Linked DNA regions of Mus musculus: region 2 is linked to region 1. Evidence: chromatin loops called from intact Hi-C (ENCODE). Cell type or tissue: left cerebral cortex. All regions are shown on one strand. Each heading gives the region's core, and the rest is flanking DNA. Links, peaks and the distances in the headings are about the cores only. Region 1 overlaps Gm27008 (a long non-coding RNA gene). Region 2 overlaps Gm38712 (a long non-coding RNA gene).

Region 1 (11,027 bases), core at 1,404-9,403:
TCACCTGTGCATATACATGAGATATTCACCACTTTGTTGTGAAAGTGACTGACTCTGTGTTAGATGATTTCATCCAACTACAGGCTAATTCAGATATTCTGAAGTTCATCTTCCTAAGTGCCTTAAAGGTACTCTGGCTGAAGATGTTTTCAAGCTTCGATGGATTAACTTGGATTCAACCTTCGTGTAAGTCACTGAGCAACTGTGCTTCATGCTTCTTCAAATTGAGGTTTCTATTAATTTCCAGGCTTATGGAGTATCTTTGCCTCTTAGGGACAAGACCAGGGGTGGGGCAGATTACTGTGAATGGAGTTTATTCTATAGACTTTTCAAAACATGCTTTCATTGTTTGTCTCTTACACATATGTGTTTAATATGCATTAGAGATCTAAAATTAAAAGGGGAGAGGATTTGAGATGCACATTTGAGATAGACTCATTAAGATTTGGCAACCTATGAGAGACAGATAAAAAGGAGAAAGCAGAGAATATTCTGCTAAGTAAAGAAGAAACGAAACCAAACCAAACCACTACTAAGACAATGACAAATCCCGTAAACAGAAGAAATTAGTGCCATAGAAGTAAAAAAAATACATGACACAATTTCCAGAGCACATGGTGGACAATAGTGCCACTTGCTGGTAAGTGGGGAATTATACAAGCCTTGGGTTTCAGAGCCACAGTTCCTAATGGCTGCTTTCTCACCAAAAGGATGAGAATCGCTTTTGCTGCTGTTTTTATAAAATACAGTGACATCCTTGATGGAGTAAGATGCCATTTTCAATATTATATATTAGAAATATTCTCATGAAATTAATGAGTATTGTCCAAAGAAAAGGTTATGCTATTGAAAATAACTTTTGTTTTCAAAATTATAAGTTATTTCCATGGTCCTGGGAAAGATAGCTTTTCTTTTAAATTTGAAGAAGGTCAGGTGACACTTTCTTGACAGAGAGATGGATCTTGGATTTTAGGATCTGTTTTTGGAGAATCCCAGGCAAATTCTCTAGCCCAGAAGGGTAGCCACATGAGACTACAATAGACAGATCAGCCTTCTTCCAGCTGCCAGACTCAAGCTGCACAAGAAGGCTCTTCCCCTGGAGTAGATAGACAGTGGAGGCCTGAAAGTGATGTTCCTCACCTAGTCCAGGAGGACTTCCCAGAAACCACAAACCACATCCTGAGTCTCAACCCAAGAAGAGACAGAGATGACAGGAAGGAGAAACAGTCTGGATGGAATGTGGTCCAATTTTATTACTGTCTGACTGTCTTTTACTCTAGTTCAATGAAGGAAGCCTCCCACAGAAATCTATCTCTGATAGATCATGGACCTGTGGAGGAACCCCCTAGTGACTCCTGCCTGGTATCTTCAGTCCCAAAGGAATGCCTCAACCTTTACTACCATTTGGTTTCATGGAATTTACTAATAATGACAAGTCAGACAGCAGATCAATAGACAATAGTCAGTTGTTGTGCGACAGGAGTGGGGTTCTGAGAAGCATACCCTTACATAATTTTGTAAGTAAGTGACTATCACAGATACCTAGACAGTTAGCCCATTGCATACCTAGCCCTTCAGGCATCTGCTCCTTAATTGAGAAGTCTCATGCATGCTACAGATTTCTTCGGGAAAGCAATCTACTCTCACAAGCAACTTATCTAGAGTGTCCCAGAATTCTTAGCTGTTTTCACATCAACTCACAGAATAAATAATGAGTCCAGAATTACTTAAACCTCCAGATTGCAGACGTCAGGCCCACCCTTTCTCTCAACATTGAAAGCAAACTCTGCCATTGTCATTGATGGTCTCAGTGCTGATGTAGCTCAGTGCCTGATCTTCAACTCAGGTCACCAGAAGTTATTCCACATACAATATGGGCTCTTCTTGAAACTGTTTTTGTTTCCTTGCCTTCAGTGACTTCACAGCTTCTGACATCTAGCAATTATTCTTCAAGATCACAGGTAAGTGGGACATGCCTGATGAGAGAGAAATAACCATCATTGATTTTTGTGCTTTGTGGTCCCTAGTCATTTCTAATTCTGTTTCTAGGCCAATCACTCACCATTACTGACAAAATTAACAGTAGATCCTGTTCAATTAGAGGCCAGAGTGAACCAAGCACATGATTATGTCAAACATACAAGAAAGAGATGCTGAAGCTGTGAAGAATGAGCACTTTTCTTTCTATTAATAGGAGTATACTCTAAGACTAAAAAAATACAGTAGAAGAAATACAACTCAGTAGCAGTCACTTATTATAATTGTTAAGGATTGTATACACTATATAATTATATGAGGCTGGTGGCACAGTAACACAAATTACACATCCAGCAACACCTTAAATAAACAGGTGACTAATGCATCACATTACAGTGTGATGTCACTATGATTATGTCATCACTAGAGGCATATTTTAGTTTAAGTATAATATGGGCACTGACATGTGACCTATCATTGATTTAAATGTTGTAATGTGATATATGATTGTTTTGTATTTGTTGACTTTCCTGCTGAGATGGGAAGGTGTCCTAGGACTTGGAAGTCTAGGAATCACACAGCTCAGAGATGGGTAGGTATCCAAGTGGAAGGGCATCCTGAGACACAGGAGCCCAAGAACCATATAGCTCTGAGGAAGCCTCCTCAGCAGAGGTGTTGTAGCTCCCAGGGGACAGTATCCCCAGCTGAGCTGAGGAGCTCAGGGGTCTCAGCCTTGCTCTGCCTTTCCCATTCTTCCCTTTTTATCTTCATTGCTTTCTGTCTTCTTCTGATGAGAGAGTCATACCAGGCAGCACATCTCATAAAAGAGATTTATTGTAGGGTCCAGGGTCTGGAGGGACAAATCCAGGAGTGGCTCCTGGGAGGGAGCAGGCAGCTTCAGGGAACTGCACAAAGGGCAGTGCTTATATAGAGGATCTTGGGGATGGAGCTTTCTAGGGTGGAGATTTCCAGGGTGAGAATTAGTAGAATTTTAAGTCCTGAGCTTGGAGAAGCTCAGGGATTGGTAGCTTCTGCTTGGACTTTTCTGAATGTCTGGAAATGATCATTGTGACAGTTATAAAGACTGGAAAAGTCTTTATGACAGTTAAGGATGTCATGGGAGGAGACTGGCTGCTGGAGTTCTTCAGGTAGAGGCCTGGAAACTTTCTTGCTTTGAGATTTTACAATGTTTACAAAGGGAGCTCACAGAGGGAAATCCTTCCCTGCCTCTTGAGTGGCATTAACAGTCAACAGTAATACTTGTTCTTCTCTCAACATTTCACTTAGAAATCCATTTACACACACACACACACACACACATACACACACACACACACACACACACACACAGACACACACACACAGACACACACACACACACACACACATACACACACACACACACACAGAGAGAGAGAGAGAGAGAGAGAGAGAGAGAGAGAGAGAGAGAGAGAGAGGTATATATGTGCATGTATCTAACTATGTATGATCTTTTCTTCTTTGGACCATCATAGCCTCTAACTTTTATTTAGAGTCTAAATGAACAGGATCCATTAATGTCAATAAGAGCCACATTGAGGCATTGGTTCTCTTTCCCCTCTTTGTTCCAATGCAGGTACCAAGGCAGGGATGTGGAAACTACAAAGGAAGAAACCAGTGAGGCAGTTAGGGATGCTGTACTGCAAACATCTCGACAGGCTTGATTTGAGGCACAGTGGCTCATGCCTTTAATTCCAGCACTTGAGGCAGAGGCACATGGATCCCTGTAAGTTCAAAGCCAGACTGGTCTACACTCAGAGAGTGAGAATTCCAAGACAGCTATCTCTAAATAGACTTTGTAACAGAAAAAAAGTAAACTTGCTCTCTTCAGAGTTTCTGGGCATTTTCAAATTTTTATTTCTCCTCCTCCTCCTCCTCCTCCTCCTCCTCCTCCTCCTCCTCCTCCTCCTCCTCCTCCTCCTCCTCCTCCTCTTCCTCCTCCTCCTCCTCCCCCTTCTCCTCCTCCTCTTCTTCATCCTCCTCCTCCTCTTCCTCCTCTTCCTCCTCCTCCTCTCCCCCTACCCTCCTTCTACTCCTCTTTTTCTTTTTCTCCTCCTCCTTCTCCTCCTCCTTCTATTCTTCTCCACCTCCTTCTCCTCCTTCTCTTCCTTCTCCTCATCCTCCATGAATTGCTCCAGTTTTCTTGGCAAATTTCTGCTCTTTCTTCATGATTTTGATTAGCTGACACTGTCCGTGAGAAGCATTCTTTCAATTAGTTAGACAGTAAGCCTGGGGGCAAGATGAACATTCCTTTGGGAACGTGATTATACTCCTCATGTATACATAGGAAGAAGGCATTTTGAATCAGCTCAAATATGCATCAAAGGAAGAACTATGGAGTAGCCACAGCTCCCCACTCTTCAGGAGAAGGATTTTGGGGGTCACTAATTGGCTGGTCAAGGACTCAGTGTCATTGATCACATTGACAACAAATAATCAGAGGGAAAAAAAAAGAAATAAAGAAAGGGGCAATCAGCCTCAATAGGATACTGTGTCACTTCTACCATTTGGCTATTGACACTTATGAATTTTGAATACTCTGAGATGAAGACATGTAGATTCCATCCACCTTCTGGGTACTATAAATAATTCTGCTATGAGCATGCAAATACAAGTGTCAGCTTGAGCCTCTGAATTCTGGTTATTCTGGGTATACACTCAGAAATAGATGGATCATATGGTAATTCTATTTTTATTTTTTAAGGATATGCTGTTCTGTTTTCTATAGCATTTATACCATTTTAAATCCCCATCAACAGAGGAAATGTGCTCCAATTTCTTCACATCCTCACTGACATGTTTTCCCTCTTTTCATTTTTTTCCCAACCCCTTTAGATTTTTTTTTCTATCGGAAAGGGCTTGCTGAGAAAGTCCAGGCCAGTTTCAAACTTAGAATCTTCCTGCCTCTGTCTCCCAAATTTGGGATTAGAGAACTGTGATTCCCATGAGATTTTCTAAGGGTGACACAAACTATCTAAACTCTGTCCCTGAAGCAAGAGAAAACAAGTGTGCCTCATAGGCCCCTGGCAGGTTTCATTCCCCGAGGTTTGCTCAATAGCCTCCAGTAAAAGAAAAGTACTTGTTGTGCCTCCAGATTCGAAGAGGGTTAGGGTGGATGCTGCAGTGAGTAGGGAGGGGCCCCTAGTCATGAGAAGTCTTCATTTAGGAGCCCTCTATTCTCCTAGATTGTCCTCTGTGACCTTCTGTGTATGTCCAGACAGGGGTCACAGAAATCATTCAAAATTACTGTTCACTTTCCTCCTTTGGAAGTTCTACTCAGAGAGTCTGATATGCACTCTAGAATGCAAAGTCTATTCATAGCAGTCAGGGCCTTGGTAGGTAAACATAGAATGAGATAGCTACACTTAAGAAATATAAGACAAGACAATATCTGTTGTTTTACTCCCTGGACCACCCGCTTCCCAACCATACTCACCCATGGGAGTTGGGGATGAGTTGGGGGTTTGGGATGAGGTGGGGATTGGGGATGAGGTGGCATAGAATCAACAGCTCAGACTCTGGGAGGAGGTAAGAATGCTGCAGCAAGCTCATTTATTAATTCTTGGGGAGTGCCATTTATATACTCCATCCACATCCCATTGGTCCTAAGCAAGTGTTTCCTCCAAGTGGCAGCTTTTGATTGACTATCATTGTCTGTGTCACCAATTTCTGGGCTCTCAGGCAGACTTCAGTTTGGCCTTCCCATGGAAGTTGCCGCCATGTTTATGCCGAAAAGGTCATCATCTTGTCAGTGAGGCCTGCAGTTCCTCCTACATTTCTGCTCTTTTGTTTTTAGATTTTGGCAGCCTAGTGGGAGCCAGGATGCCACTGCCTCAACATTGTTGACCCCACCTTAGAAGATTCAAAGTATACTGAACTGTGCCTGTCTTAGGCTGTCCTGTCTTCCAGGATCTTACCCATCATTGACTACCATTCCTCAAAGAGACATCATTCCAGAGACATGTCACTGGAAGGGGTGATGAGAAACATCCTACATGGTGGTTTCATGGATCTCTGCTACACAGACTTTGATCACTTCCTTAAGGGTGCCATGATTGGTATTCTCAAGAGCCATCAGCACCTGGAGGGTCACCTTATTTATGGAGCTCTGCCTGGAAATATGCTGGACAAAACACTTAAGCAAAGTAATTATTAGTATAACAGTTCCTCCCATCATAGCATAAGTGGATATCCAGGAGGGATCAAACAGCCTTTTATTATTGTCCCATGCTTTCCCTAAAACCCTGGCATCCAGGAATACTCTGGCCACATTGAGGTTGGCTATGTTCTCCCTTAGCAGCACAGAATAGTTAAGGAAATTGTCTGACCCGGTACCTTCAAGATATTGGACCAACTGCTGTCAAGCTTCACTGCTGTTTTGTACCTGATAAGGGGTTAGGGAGATTGAGTGAAACTGGGTATTGCAGACCAATAGAGATATTTCCCTAACATTGGCCAACTCATCTGTCAGTAAGTCAATTTGTTGTTGTAACATGTAAATGGCGTAATAAAGATATTGACTTAGTACCTCCTGTACCTGTAGCCCCTAGCCTGACATAGAAATTACTGTATTGACAATATCCACCATCATGTCTGTCTGGATTAAAGCAATGGCAGCTGTTGTTTCCCCCAGAAATGTCTGCAATGATGGCTGCAATGATGACAGCCATAATACCATTGAGAAGTTATTGGATCCTTCCATCTGACCAACAAGAGGGGGTGCCCCTCAGCAAAAACACCCAATGTTTATAAACAGGGCTCAGCCCTTTCTCATGGAAGGAGAAAAAAATTCACATGAAACATGACCGCCAGCAATGCAAGATTCAGATCTCTTTTGGATTTCAAGGAGGTGAATGAAAGCTTCCTTCAACTTGCTCTGCATGCAGACAGACTTTGAGCTCAGAGATCTGCCTGCCTCTGTAAAAACAATTAGCTTAGTTGGGTGGGATCCCACCCTGAGATCACCACTCCCTCACTTCCTAGTGCCACTTTATTACTTAAACCATGAGCCTTGTATTTTTTTTAACTATTCCTTTTCCTTTACTCACTCATTAATACTATATTTCAGGTCTGTGAAACCACTCATAATTTATATTGCATCCTTATATTTTACATAGTTGAGAAACATGTTTATATTCTTGAATCTCATGTTTTCAGAGTTTTTTCACAGCCTTAAAGGCTGTCCTGAAGGTCACATCATTACCATTTTGCTGAGGAAAATTAGACATACTCTTGCCTCCCAGAATTGTGCTGTGTCTGATTATTATGGGGTCATTAATCTTTGCATAGAGAACATTTCCTGATAACCTTGGCAAGGAAAGCATTCCTCAAAGGAAGAACATGAAGTAAAATATATACATTATTATATAAACAAGCCTTATGGATACAGAAACCACCAACATTTGAGGAGACTTATACCCTGTTGACTCTACTCCACGGGTGGGAACTGTGTCACACCATCCCTTCTGTGGTCATGCCTGACCAAACAGATGTGCGATTTAAACTTTAGCAATGTTTCTTTTACAAAAATGGGTGCCCTTGTGTTTGAAGCATAAGTGTTCAGAATTGAGATATCATCTTGGTAGATTTTTCCTTTGATGAGTATGAAATGTCCTTCCCTGTTTCTTTTGATTAAAAGTCTATTTTATTAGATATTATCATGGCTATTCCAGATTGCTTCTTGGGGCCGTTAGCTTGGAAAACTTTTTCCAGCCCTTTACTCTGAGGTGATATCTATCTTTATTGTATTTCTTTGTTCCTTCCTTCCTTCCTTCCTTCCTTCCTTCCTTCCTTCCTTCCTTCCTTCCTTCCTCCTTTCTTTCTTTCTTTCTTTCTTTCTTTCTTTCTTTCTTTCTTTCTTTCTTTCTTTCTTTCTTTCTTTCTTTCTTTCTTTCTTTCTTTCTTATTGGATATTTTATTTACATTCAAATGTTATCCCCTTTCTGGGTCCCCCCAACCCCCAGAAACTCTCTATCCCATTCTCCATCCCCCTGCTTCTATGAGGGTGTTCATCCACACACTCCCACCTCCTCTCCCTCAATTTCCCTACACTGGGGCATCTATCGAGCCTTCATAGGACCAAGGACCTCTCCTCCCATTGATATATGACCAAGCATCCTCTACAATGTGTGCAGCTAGAGCCATGTGTACTCCTTTATTGATTGCTTAGTCCCTGGGAGTTCTGGGGTGCAGGGGTTGGTGGTGGTGGTCTGGTTGGTTGATATGTTTTTCATCCTGTGAGGTTTCAATTCCCTTCAGCTCCTTCAGTCCTTTCTCTAACCCCTCTATTGGGGACCCCAAGGTCAGTCCAATGGTTGTCTGCAAGCCTGATATGGACTTTCAGGAGACAGCCATATCAGGCTCCTTTCAGCATGCAATTCTTGGCATCCACAATAGTGTCTGGGTTTGGTAACAGTATATGGGATGAATCCCCCAGGTGGGACAGTCTCTGGATGGCTTTTCTTTCAGTATCTGCTCCACACTTTATATCCATATTTGCTCCTGTGAGTATTTTGTTCTCCTTTTAAGAAGGATCGAAGCACCCACACTTTGGTCTTCCTTCTTCTTGAGCTTCATGTGGTCTGTGAATTGTATCTTGGGTATTACAAACTTTTGGATTAATATCCACTTATCAGTGAGTACATAACATGTGTTTTTTGTTTTGTTTTGTTTTTTTTTTGGGGGGGGGTTTGCAATTGGGTTACCAGACTCAGGATGATATTTTCTAGTTCTGTCCATTTGCCTGAGAATTTCATGAATTCATCAATTTTAATAGCTGAATAGTACTCTACTGTGCAAACACACCATATTTTCTGTATCCATTCCTCGGTTGAAGGACATCTGGATTCTTTCCAGTTTCTGGATATTATGAATAAGGCTGCTATGAACATAGTGGAGCATGTGTTTTTATTACATGTTAGAACATCTTCTGGGTATATGCCCAGGACTGGTATGGCTAGGTCCTCAGGTAGTACTATGTCCAATTTTCTGAGGAACCACCAAACTGACTTCCAGAGTAGTTGTACCAGCTTGCAATCCCATAAGCAATGGAGGACTGTTGCTCTTTCTCCACATCCTTGCCAGCAACTGCTGTCACCTTGGTTTTTGATCTTAGCCATTCTGACTGGTGTGAGGTGGAATCTCAGGGTTGTTTTGATTTGCATTTTCCTGATGACTAAGGATGTTGAACATTTCTTTAGGTGCTTCTCAGCCATTCTGTATTCCTCAGTTGAAAATTCTTCATTTAGTTCTGTACCCCATTTTTTTAAAAAATAGGGTTATTTGGTTTTCTGTAGTCTAACTTCTTGAGTTCTTTGCTTATATTGGATATTAGCCCTCTATCAGTTGTAGGATTGGTAAAGATCATTTCCCAATCTGTTGTTTGTCTTTTGCTCTTATTGGCAGTATACTTTGCTTTACAGAAGCTTTGCAATCTTATGAGGTCCCATTTGTTGATTCTTGGTCTTACAGCACAAGCCATTAGTGTTCTGTTCAGGAATTTTTCCCCTGTTCCCATATCTTTGAGGCTCTTCCCCACTTTCTCCTCTATAAGTTTCAGTGTCTCTGATTTTATTTGGAATTCCTTTAACCACTTAGACTTGAGCTTTGTAGAAAAATATAAGAATGGATCAATTCGCATTCTTCTATATGCTAATTGCCAGTTGAGCCAGGACCATTTATTGAAAATGCTGTTGTTTTTCCACTGGACCATTTTAGCTCCTTTGTCAAAGGTCAAATGACCATAGGTGTATGGGATCATTTCTCAGTCTTCAATTCTATTCCACTAATCTATCTGTCTGTTGCTGTACCAGTACCATGCAGTTTTTATGACAATTTCTCTGTAGTACAGCATGAGGTCAGGGATTGTGATTCCATCAGAGTTTCTTTTATTGTTGAGAATACTTTTTGCTATCCTAGATTTTTTTTGTTATTCCAGATGAATTTGCAAATTGCCCTTTCTAACTCAGTGAAGAATTGAGTTGGAATTTTGATGGGGATTGTATTGAATCTGTAGATTGCTTTCAGCAAGATGGCCATTTTTACTATATTAATCCTGCCAATCCATGAGTATGGGAGATCTTTCCATATTCTGAGATCTTCTTTGACTTCTTTCTTCAGAGACTTGAAGTTCTTATCATATAGATCTTTCACTTACTTAGAGTCACACCAAGGTATTTTATATTATTTATGACTATTTTGAAAGGTGTTGTTTCCCTAATTTCTTTCTCAGCCTATTTATCGTTTGTGTAGAGAAAAGCCACTGATTTGTTTGAGTTAATTTTATATCCAGCTACTGCACTGAAGCTGTTCATCGGGTTTAGGAGTTCTCTGGTGGAATTTTTGGGGTCACTTAAATATATTATCTTATCATCTGAAAATAGTGATATTTTGACTTCTTTCTCACTAATTTGTATCCTTTGATCTCCTTTTGTTGTCTAATTGTTCTGAGTAGGACTTCAAGTGCTATATTGAATAGGTAGGGAGAGAGTGGGCAGCCTTGTCTAGTCCCTGATTTTACTGGGTTTCTCTCCATTTAGTTTGATGTTGGCTACTGGTTTGCTGTATATTGCTTTTATTATGTTTAGGTATGGGCCTTGAATTCCTGACCTTTCCAAGACTTTTATCATGGAGTATTAGATTCTATCAATTGTTTTCTCAGCATCTAATGAGATGATCATGTGGTTTTTGTCTTTGAGTTTGTTTGCATAGTGGATTATGTTGATGGATTTCTGAATATTGAATCATCTATACATCACTGGAATGAAGCCTACTTGATCATGATGGATGATCGTTTTGATGTGTTCTAAGATTCAGCTTGCGAGAATTTTACTGTGTATTTTTACATCATATTCATAAGGGAAATCAGTCTGAAGTTCTCTTTCTTTGTTGTGTCTTTCTGTGGTTTAGGTATCAGAGTAATTGTGGCTTCATAGAGCAAATTGTGTAGAGTACTTTCTATTTTTATTTTGTGGAATAGTTTGAGGAGTATTGGAATTAGGTCTTCTTAGAAA
Region 2 (11,027 bases), core at 996-8,995, 150 kb before region 1:
TGCATAAAGAAATATACTAGAATAATACATAAGACTAAATCTCAGTGGTTTCCTACAGGGACTATGGAGTTGGAGTTGAGAGAGCAGGATGTGATGAAAAATCTCAACACATTCTAAGACTGTTATTTTTATTTTAATCTGTGTAAAATATTACTATTCAAAACAAAATTAAACAGTCCATCATAAACATCTGTTCAGAAGCACATATGCATACACATGCATGTGCATGCCTGCTCCCACCCAGAGAAATGTCCTTCCCATTGTTTATGGGATCAAGTACAAACTCCCAAAGGTAGTTAGTTGGGAGTTTAGGCATCACATGGGCCAGGCCTTTTCTGACGACCAAAGACCATGCTGGTCTTTGACCTTTCTATCTCTCTGAGTGGAACATTCACTTTTTGCTACTTACTCAATAATTTCAAGACCCTCTTTCTGCTTCTCTTGTGAGGTTTATAGTAAGGAGTGTGGTGATAATGATGATAGTAATATTACAGTCTACCTGTGTGCTACTACTTCATAAAATGCATCTTGCATTGAATCTAATGGTCCCACCCACTATATGAAAGAAAAGTCACACACACAAGGAGCTGAGGCTAGAAGAGGTGACTCCGATGGTGCAGCATGGGATCTTGATATTTAGAGTCACAGATGTATGACCTAGAATTTCACCTCAGCTCCTTCCTGGCTCTGTGGCCCTGAGGAGTCTCATCATCTAAGAACCCTTAACCTAATCATCAATAGTGTGGTAACAATAAAAATGCCTCCCACATAAGGCTGCTCATAATCTAGGAGGCACAGGAAGTGAAAAGTGCTCAATGATTATCTGGGCAGAAAGTTCTGGTGTCTCTCAATCCTACCTACTGCCTGTACTGAAGCATTCCTCCTTTGAAATGCAAAGGCCCAACTACCTAAGGCTCTTGGGTCACTAACACCATGTCAAATGAGGTCTTATCATCCTCATCTATCTCAATTGTCTTTATTTTCACAACTAGATCACAAGTTTTCCTGAGAAAGGAGCAGCTCCTGGGGCTCTCTTTACCCTTTATTGAATTTGGTTCTCAATATGCTCAACAAATATATGTTGTTTAACTAAGTCCTGGAGCAAACGGGTATGAAAGGAACATAAAAGCAAACAAACAAAATGACAACAAAATCCAACCAACCAAACCAAACCAACAACAACAAAATCCACCCAGAGAAGAAATCTAAAATAAAACAAGAGATGTCTGAAGGCCAATTTAGTTATAAAACCCAAGCATGACAGGCTTGTATTGAGGAAGTGAGAGGGGCAGAAGCTCATATGACGTGGACAGGAAGTGAAATGACAAGAGGGAGATGTGGGCAAAGAGTATTGAAAGTCATGTAATGTGATTAGGAAAACATTCATATTTAGAGGAAACACTCGGAGGCAATACTGAGTCTATCTCTATCTATCTATCTATCTATCTATCTATCTATCTATCTATCTATCTATCTATCTATCTATCTATCTATCTACCTATCCACCCATCTATGGAATAGATGATTGAGACAAGGTTAAAAGACCCCGATAGTTCCCAAGTATCTTAGGCAGTTTGGTAGGAACAAGGTACTATTCATGAGTCATGAAAGAGCCATAAGCCGGTCCTCCATGCTGATCTACTTTGGCCGTCTTTGGATTTGGGGTTAACTTCCAATTTGAACTTTTAAAAAAGAAGGACCAACAGGAAGGAGTCTACAGTCAAGAGGGTGGAGAAGGAAATGTTCTCCATCCTCTTCTATGTTCACCTCAGAGATTCCACACACTTTTGAAGTTTCTACTCCACATTCATGTTCACTAGTTTCTATTCAGGACATGTTTTCTATGGGAGAAATGAGAGAGGCTGCCTCTTCTTTCCCCAGACTATGAACTTTGTGAGAGCAGAAACCCAAATTCTTCATCTCACTGCTGCTTGATGGGAGCCTGACAGAACATATGGTCCTTAAACATTTGTTGGCCAAGCTCTTTCTGTAGAGAACTGGACAAAAGGCAATGACTTAGAAGAGGTTTTATTGGATGTCCTGTTGTGGAATTTTCACCATGCCCCGGTCTTCTCCATTCTATCCATGAGGATGCTTCATTCTACATCCTAGCCACAAGGATTCACCTGCATATGGTAGATCTCTTCCTTCCAGGCACACCCTCAAGAGGTGTTTAAAGTAGGAGCAAAGTCAGTGCTAAGTGGTTGTTTACTGAACAATCTGACATAAAAGTCCATCATGCCATGGACTGCTTCAAACCTCAACAGAGTTGATTTTCCTGGGGGACACGAGGGACCCCTTTGAAGTCAGAGAGAGCCCTTTACAATAGGACTTGATGTATGCTTTTAAAACTTGAATTAGAGTTGGTCCATCTCCCTGTATGCCTGTGAGGACCTTCAAAGATAGCTTCCAGATATGTCTGCAATTTATTTTCTTAAGGGAATTTAAAAATTCTTGGTGCCCAGGACAACTTTTATATCAATTAAGCCAAAATAGCTAGGCGGGAGAGCCTGACATTGGTGATGTTTCAAAGTTCCCCATAATCCCAAGCAATCCCTGGTGACCTCAAGATCATAAGTGATCCTCAACCAGAGATTTCTAGAGGCTTCTAATGGTCTCAAGGTCTTCTGGACACAAGATTCCCCAACGAACACTCAATTTTGGAAACTATTGTTTTGGGAAATACATTTTTATTATTGAAGTAGCATAAGGCTCCTTAAATCAAAAGATTATCAGAGACACCTAAGCCTCCACCATGATGCAAGTGGAGATTTAACTATGAAGTATCTGTAAAAATGAAGCATCTGGTGTGAGGGCTGGGATGTGTTCAGGTGCTTCAGTGTCTGTTGATGCTCCTGAGCATCTGTTCTTCAGCATAACACCTTTCTCTCTCTTCTGTGGGTTTAATTAGTATTGCAGTTATTTGTTGCCACCACAAAGGTTTGGACCACAAGGACAGTGAATGTCTGATCCACAGTAGATGAATGACATGATTGTGATTTAAATGTCTATGCATTTGTGTGACAGATTTTCCTGGGAGAAGCAACACACACAATCTATTCACCCCAGATAGGGAGCCCATGACAGACCAAAGTATAGATACCACCAAAGTCTAACTTGCTGGGCCAATACGTTTTATCAGGGTCAGTTACGGGAGTGTAGGGTTACCTTCCTGTGCAGAAATAATGCAAAGACAGTTGCATCATCAAAGCCCACCCCAGCATAGGAGACAGCTCACAAAAGCTGGGAATCTAGAGCACACTATACAGCCTGCAGACAGTGTACGAGCTTGGAGAGTGTCCTTTCCAGGTGACACTTCCAGGCAGCTGGTCTTTTGTTTCTTCTAGGCAGGTTAGCTGGTCTCTGAATCTTTCAAGCAGCTTGGTTGGCCCTTACTTTTTCCAGGCTTGTTTCAGAATAGCTCACAGTGGTCTTTACTGCTTTTACACTCTTGGGGAGAGAAGAGTCTAGTGAATCTGCTCAGTTTCAGGGACTTCCTAAAGCTATTTTGAGCTATTTACTTCCTGTTTTAACAGGCTTCTCTGTAGGATGGAATGTGCCGCCCCCCCCCAACCTCAGAACATTCCATTATTTCATCTCCTTGTAAAACATCCAGTACCAAAAATATCCTGTTGTTTTACTTTTCCTTTACATCCAAAGTCTTACAACTTTCCCTTTAATGTCTATAGATCCTGCCAAGAGGAAACTACTATATATACCATGAGGTCACTCATTAGTTCATGCATTAGCTCAGTGGATGATGATAATCACAGAAAGATACAATAATCATAAAGGACTTAGGAAGAAAGAAAAAAACCAGATACCACAAAAATAGGATTAAAAGTAGAAAAAGTCAAAGTTGAAGGAAAAAAAGTAGTATATATTTCTATTCACATAGTTTAGGGGTCAATGAGTCATGTTGCTTTTATACTCCTACAGATGGGACAGTTAGTTAACTTCTTTAAGTACTGTATACTTCACTTTTTCCTGCTAAGACACTTATTACAATAAGACCAATTTTCACACTATCACCTGAATCTCTCTTTCTTCATCCAAGTTTTGTTTCTGGTAGAGCAAACTCTCCTTGGGAATGCAGCCCAACATATTATAGATAGTTGATAAATATTTAAAAAGTGACTTGATGATTTCTAATGGTTCTTAGTTTCTTCTGTTAAAAACATCATCTTTATTTCAAGATCGCAATGAGGACAAGACTCAGTGAAACATGTAAGCATCTAGCGCATGACAGACAGGTAACACGGTAAAACCCAGCGCTATGATGGAGGAAAACAACACACACAAATATCTGTTCTGCTCTATTTTTCTGCTATGTGCTGGGGGGAAAGAGGGCAGACGAATGTGCAATATGTTGTAACTTTTAGAAAAGAGTAGGGTTGGAGATGCCATCAACTTCCTTGAAACCCTTCTCCCAAATCATAGGAGCTCCAACATCCACTCACACCACTATCTGACCACGCACCAGGTAGCCAGACTGAACCATTAAGGCTCATATTCCAATCAACCACCAGATGGCAACAAAAACACCACTGACCGACTGGCCAAAAAACCAGCCAAGGTTTTTTTTTTCAGGGTTTCTGAAAAAAAAACAAAAGGGGAAGAAAGGCTCTTAGCACATGGACTCAAGCCTTGTTTTTCTGTTTGAAGATAACATAATGCTTTGAGATAGGCACCTTCATTTCTATTTCCAACCACTAGTTAACCCCTACCCTGGGGTCACTCCAGCACTAAAGGGCCCTCATTCAGCATCTTTGTCAGAGCATCTGGGGTGCTCTTCCTTACTCTTCCTTACTCGACTATTCACTTAAAAGACGCCCCACATTGCTTTGGTGGCAGCTCAGAATTCCTTGTCTAACCTTGAAGCTGCCCTCCCTACCTAAACTTGAATCCTTCCTTATTCTTATTCATCTCAACAATGGAGGGATTTGCTTTCGCTCCTGACTTGGCTCATGTCAAGTTTACACATACACATCCATGCTCACACTCACTCTCCCCTTTTCCTCACCACCACAAAGAAAAACCCTAGCAGAAAGGTTTACAGTTTGACTCCGGATGAGGTCTAACTCCCCCTCCGCCCCCAAAGCTAGATTTCTTGATAAGTGCTTACAGCTAAGTTTCAGTTCAGGGCATCTGCATAATACTTTATCTTCAGGGGTTTCCAGTCACACAAGCATGGGAGGGGAGAAATAGAATATGTATTTTTTTGTCCTTTTTAACTCCATGGCTGTACCCTACACTTATTATATTCTTACTGATGGGCTTAAGGGAGAAAGAAGCAAGTGTGTAAATGGGGACAATGTGACATTCCCTGCCTCTGAGGCTCCCTGGGGAACAGGAAATGAAGAAGGGCACCAACAAAGCCAAACACCCAAGAGAATTCTTTATTTTTTTATTTTTTGGGAATGCAGCAACTTTTGAGACTTACTGGGAAAACACAGTTCCTCCCTCCCTCCCTCCCTCCCTCCCTCCCTCCCTCCCTCCCTCCCTCCCTCCCACCCTCCCTCCTCTTCTTCCTCCCTCCTCTTCTTCCTCCCTCTTTACCTCCTCTCCTCTCCTCTCCTCTCCTCTCCTCTCCTCTCCTCTCCTCTCCTCTCCTCTCCTCTCCTCTCCTCTCCTCTCCTCTCCTCTCCTCTCCTCTCCTCCCCTCTCCTCCCCTCTCCTCCCCTCTCCTCCCCTCTCCTCCCCTCTCCTCCCCTCTCCTCCCCTCTCCTCCCCTCTCCTCCCCTCTCCTCCCCTCTCCTCCCCTCTCCTCCCCTCTCCTTCCTCTCCTCCCCTCTCCTTCCTTCCTTCCTTCCTTCCTTCCTTCCTTCCTTCCTTCCTTCCTTCCTTTCTTCCTTCCTCCATTTATTCACATGTGTATTGAGCACTACTGGCCTGTGGATACTGAGTCTCAAACACAGATAAGACCAAGTGCCAGTCTTCAGGACTTAATGGATGAGACAGGCCAGTATATAGTCAATATGGCTCAGAAGTGTAGACTGTAGTAAAGACATGCAGAAGAGGGACTGTGTCCACAGGTTTTTGCAGTGGGCCTAGGAGTACTGAAGGACTAGGAGGAGATAGTGAGCCATGCACAGTTGGGAAGAAAAACCATCACTATGAAAACATGGAGGGACATCAGTGAGGGAATTTATTACAGTTGGAGAAAAATTGAGGAAGGATGAAGAGAGAGTATGGGGAGCTAGCTCTTCCGGATCAGCAAGGAAGGTTTTCCTAAGGTTGTTTGGACTTTCCTTTGGTGGTAGGGACATTTTAAAGAGTTTAAACGGGTGAGAATCATGATTGATTTTTCTTAAGAAAGATACCTCAGCAGTTGGGGGCATGTGACTATGGTTGTTAGGGACTAGGAGTTATACAATTTCCTGATAGGCAGACAGACAGGGAGAGCAGACCAAAGATAGATAACAAAGATAGGAAACTTCTGGCTTCTTCCTTACTCGTTGGGCATGGGACAGAGGCCTGCTATTCTCCTTATCCTCCTGACAGAAAGGCACGCCTGAAGGCTTACTAGTCTGACAACTTCAAGACTGGGTCCAGGAAACATTCACCTGAAGTTGTTGGCTCACTCATCAGCTTCTCTTCGTTCAAACTGACCAATCATAGATTAGGGGAAGACTCTTCAAAGATCCTGAACCCCCCAGGTCACTATGAGGGGTCAGATTTCAGGCTCCAGAGCTCCCTTTCTGCTTTGCAAAGGGGTTTCCTCTCTGTGCCTTGCTGAGTGTGTTTCCCCATCCCTAGGAAGTCTTTCTTCCTGGTTAATAATATCTGCTGTGTTTGAGATTTTTCCTGCTGCTAGTTGTTGCACTCAAGATTTTTCCATGCACTTTAATTCTTTAACTGGCAGAGAAAATAAACCTGATTAACACTCCTAGATTGTAACATTTGGATGGGCAAAAGGTTAACACCAGAGGTGGGGAACTTATTGCAGTGGTCCAGGCAGAGACCAGGGTATTAGCTATACAGTCTATAGGCTCTATAATCCAAGCAGACTGATGGAGCCTAGGAGTTGGTGGGCTAGATGATTGGAAAATTCAGAGGGATTCTGATATTCCTGTCTACAGCTCAGGACAGGCCTAGGCTGGATCTGCAAGGAGATCTGGAGGTCAGTGCAGACAATGCCTCTGTGGCAGGAAATTAATTGAGGCCTAGGAGCTAATAAAAGGGAAGAGAAAGACATGAGAACATATCAGGGCCAGGAAGAGAACAAGATGTCAAAGGCAAAGAAAGGATGGGCAAGAGGATAAACCTCAGAAGGAGAGATGTGGTCCTTCAGGTGGTGCTTGGCTGGAGTAACCGTAGTAAAGGGTTATATGAGTTAGACATTTAGCAAGAAAACATCTCAAGCAATGGCCAAAGGCTCTAAACTATCTATTTACAGGAACGGAAACAGGCAGAGGCTGGTAGTCTGGGAACTGAGAGTGTTCTATGTGGGGAGGGCATCAGCAAGGTACCAGCTATCAAGTATGTGGGGCATGAGAAGCAGGAAAGCTTACAGGCAGGGGTGAAGGTGGGTTACTGGTTGTATAATTGTCAGGGAGTAACACGTCCTCATCTTGACTTGGTTAATTGCAGGCATGAGGCCCTGGAGTGTTCCTAAAGGCCTCTGCCCTCCTACTCCAGTCCATCCTCCTTTTCTGTGTCTCAGTGTCAACCACCCAAAGTCCCTTCTGATGGCATTCCAGCCCTTCCTGCTGATGAGCACAGTTGTCAGAGCTGCAGAGGAAATGCTGAGCCCCACGTGTCAAGTGGCTTAGACTCAGCCTGACAGAACTGTGGATCATAGAAGGCTTTCCAGCCTGGAGTTTCCATTCTCTAACCACCCTGATGTTTTGCTATGCTGAGATTGAGGAATGAGTGAGCAGCTCTGAGAGGAGGCTTTGCTATATTCTGGATGCTAAAGATTGAGCAGGAGATGATTTGGGAAGCTGCTTGATCTAGGTCGGCCTTTGGCCAACTGAGTTAGAGTGGTTTGACTAAGGAAGTGACTGTGCCAAAATGGAATGAATCTAATATGCGCAGTCTTTCTCTTCCAACTCTTAACAACAGCCCAATATAACATGCATAGATGTTATAGCTCATAAAAGCTAACTTTTCTTTTAGTTACGGTTTCATTGCTATAAAGGAAACTCATATAAAGGCAAACTTAATTGTGACTGGCTTAAAATTTCAGAGAGGTTTAGCCCATAATGACCATAGTGGGTAGCATGACAGTGTGCAGACAGACATGATACTGGAAGAGTCAGGAGTTCTACATCTTGATCCAATGACAGCCAGGAGGAGACTCTCTTCTGCACTGGGCAGAGCTTGAACACTAGGAGCCATCAAAGCCAGCATACACAGTGACACACTTCCCCAAACAAGGCCACACCTATTCCAACAAGCCACACCTCCTAATAGTGCCACTTCCTATGGGTCAAGCATATTCAAACCACTGCACTTTATAAAATTATTTTTTTATTATGTTGATTTTAAAAACCCCAACATGTTCACCATATGCTCTTGGGGAATCCCTACCATGTTCTACGAGCCTCATCTTCCACTGGGGTCGAAGCAGAGTGTTGGATTTTAACCATTGCAAATTATGCCTCCATAATTTGCTAGAAGAGTGCTATGTGCGGAGTTAAGGGGAACATTGCAGATGTTGCCTGAATCTGCTATGGTGCTGATATGAGGCTCTATCCTTGGGTGTGCACAGATGTTATGCTTTTGTATGAGATGAGGAATATGCTTTCTAGCACAGTGTTTGTGTCTGTGTTCTGGCCTACCCTGACCCTGCAAGTTTGGCTTGTCTATCAGGTTTTACTTATCTTTGTATGTTGAATGTAGGGTGTCTCTAGTGGGTAGCTTATCTTCTGAATTGCTCTGTCAGTTTTGATGCCTAAATACTTGGTGGGTACACAGCATCTCTGGATACCTCTGTACTGTATGCCGTGATTGGTGGGTGTTCTTTGGTGGTAGTGGCAATGCTCTCTACCAAATTTGGCTGGACTAAAATGGTTTTGATGGGCTCAGCTTTTCCCAGGACCTTTGGTGATGAATCACATCCTGAGTTTGAGTGGACAGGCAAGTCCTGTAGCCAGGCCAGGACCTGTTTTTTGTCACCTAGCACCATCTGGGAGCCCTGTCTCAGGCATGGCAGCTGGGATGGATCACTTGGCCACCAGCAGGCCTCCCAGCTGGGACCGTTCTGAGAACCTGTGCTAGAGAAACTACATCTGTGATTCACCACTCAGGGGGAAAACCCAGCTACTGGGTGCAGCCTCAGCCGCAGTAGCTACGGAGAAGGGCCCAGAAGTAACTGCAAAGAGAAGATAGGCCACTTAGGCTTTCTCAGTTTCTATAGATGCATGGCATATTTTCAGTTTCCCCATTTCACAAAGGAAGCTGAAAGAAAGAGCTAGAACCTTTCAGCAAAGAGTAGAGCTCATAACTGTGGAGGGTAAAGCTTTTGGGCTGAGTCCTCAGAGTTACTCCTCAGACCCTCTGGAGCTGGCCCATTGGTGACTATCACCACACTCATGGTCCTCACATGGTGTTTTCACTTTGTTTTTGGTCCTCACAGGCAGCTACAGCCACGTTTATTGTCTGCACATACTATTTTGTGAACACTGAAAATTTTACACTCAGGAAATGGATCTTTACACTGGACCCATGGAAGATATCCTCTAAATATTAGAAAAGAGGCACCAGAAAGAGAATGGAACTTGCTTCATAACTCAGAACTTTGGATTCTTTGACCACGGGTTATCTTCTCTGAGGCAGTATTTAGCCAGGTGAGGTCTGCAAGTCACAGATGTTAAAGAATGACCTCGGGGCAGTCCCTGCAGGGATTCTAGTGAATAGGAAAGCTTTTCAAGACCATGGTGGGAAGGTATGGTAGCTGCCATATTATTCCTCATTAAGTGACACTGATGAGAGTGAGACACCTCTGTCTGGGTGGGCTAGGGGACTCTAAATGCCTTCACCTAAACTGAGGTAAATCCTTGCTGCTAAGGAAGCTCAGTGACATTGGTTCTGCTGTTGGATGAGTCCTCATAGCCTGGGAGTCCCTCTTAATCTGCACAGACCAAGTGTGAAAGGTAAGGCCCAAGCAGTGGACCTTGGTAATCCTGTGATCAGGCTGGAATGTGTTGGAGCATGCATGCATGCAATAAAGGGGCCAGAGTAGCAAAGTCTACAGGATAAGAACAGGAAGATGGTGTTGTGTGATCCTTGTAGCCGTAAGTGGTAGAACTGAAACCAGTAGATGGAAATCTCAGAGGGAAAAATTGTGATTCATCAGTGTCTTAGTCAGGGTTTCTATTCCCACACAAACATCATGACCAAGAAGCAAGTTGGGGAGGAAAGGGTTTATTCAGCTTACACTTTCCACATTGCTGTTGATCACCAAAGGAAGACAGGATTGGAACTCAAGCAGGTCAGGAAGCAGGAGCTGATGCAGAGGCCATGGAGGGATGTTGCTTACTGGCTTGCTTCACCTAGCTTGCTCAGCTTGCTTTCTTATAGAAGCCAGGAGTACTAGCCCAGGGATGGCATCACCCATAATGGGCCCTCCCACCTTGAACACTAATTGAGAAAATGCCTTACAGATGGATCTCATGGGGACATTTCCTCGAGGGAGACTCCTTTCTCTGTGATAACTCCAGCTTGTGTCAAGTTGACACACAAAACCAGCCAGTACAATCAGCAATGATCCTCTTTGATTGTTTTAACATGCAACATGTTAGCTAGTCTACTAGTTAGGATCCTAGGCTCTAGAGGTGAGCCAAAATGGGTTACTATTGGCAACCTTGCTCACAGATGTGCTTAGAGGAGTCTTTCAATGTAGGCTTCCAGAGTCATCTTGAAAATTTGCATTTATTGCTAATATGAATTGGAAAAATCTGTATTACAAATTCATTTTATAGGCTTTCTTGAAGAATATAAAAATCTGACAAGCTAGCTTCATCTTGCTATGTTCTAGCGAATGAGAGCTGGGTGGTAGCAGCCTCTTCTAGCCCTGTTCA

What was found. Peaks named below come from ENCODE experiments on the same cell type or tissue, not always from the same donor. Only the 100,000 strongest peaks of a DNase experiment are listed, where the experiment ranks them.
Region 2: it touches region 1 in a loop (9-fold over the local background); 20 of 42 quality-filtered maps call a loop at or near these places.

Annotation. Positions count from the first base shown.
Region 1 is chr3:106,929,896-106,940,922 of GRCm38, reverse strand. Gm27008 (a long non-coding RNA gene) reads left to right here. Exons shown (of 6, transcript XR_867553.3): 3 at 1-186; 4 at 1,915-1,961. Among named protein-coding and RNA genes, the nearest start is that of Gm27008, 46 kb to the left of the region's middle. In left cerebral cortex, for the core only: no CTCF peak of the experiment used is centred there; a DNase peak (open chromatin) is centred at 4,699; H3K27ac peaks cover 569 bases.
Region 2 is chr3:107,075,022-107,086,048 of GRCm38, reverse strand. The region is part of intron 2 of Gm38712 (a long non-coding RNA gene); the gene reads left to right. Among named protein-coding and RNA genes, the nearest start is that of Gm38712, 12 kb to the left of the region's middle. In left cerebral cortex, for the core only: a CTCF peak has its summit at 4,531 (motif pointing right); a DNase peak (open chromatin) is centred at 4,531.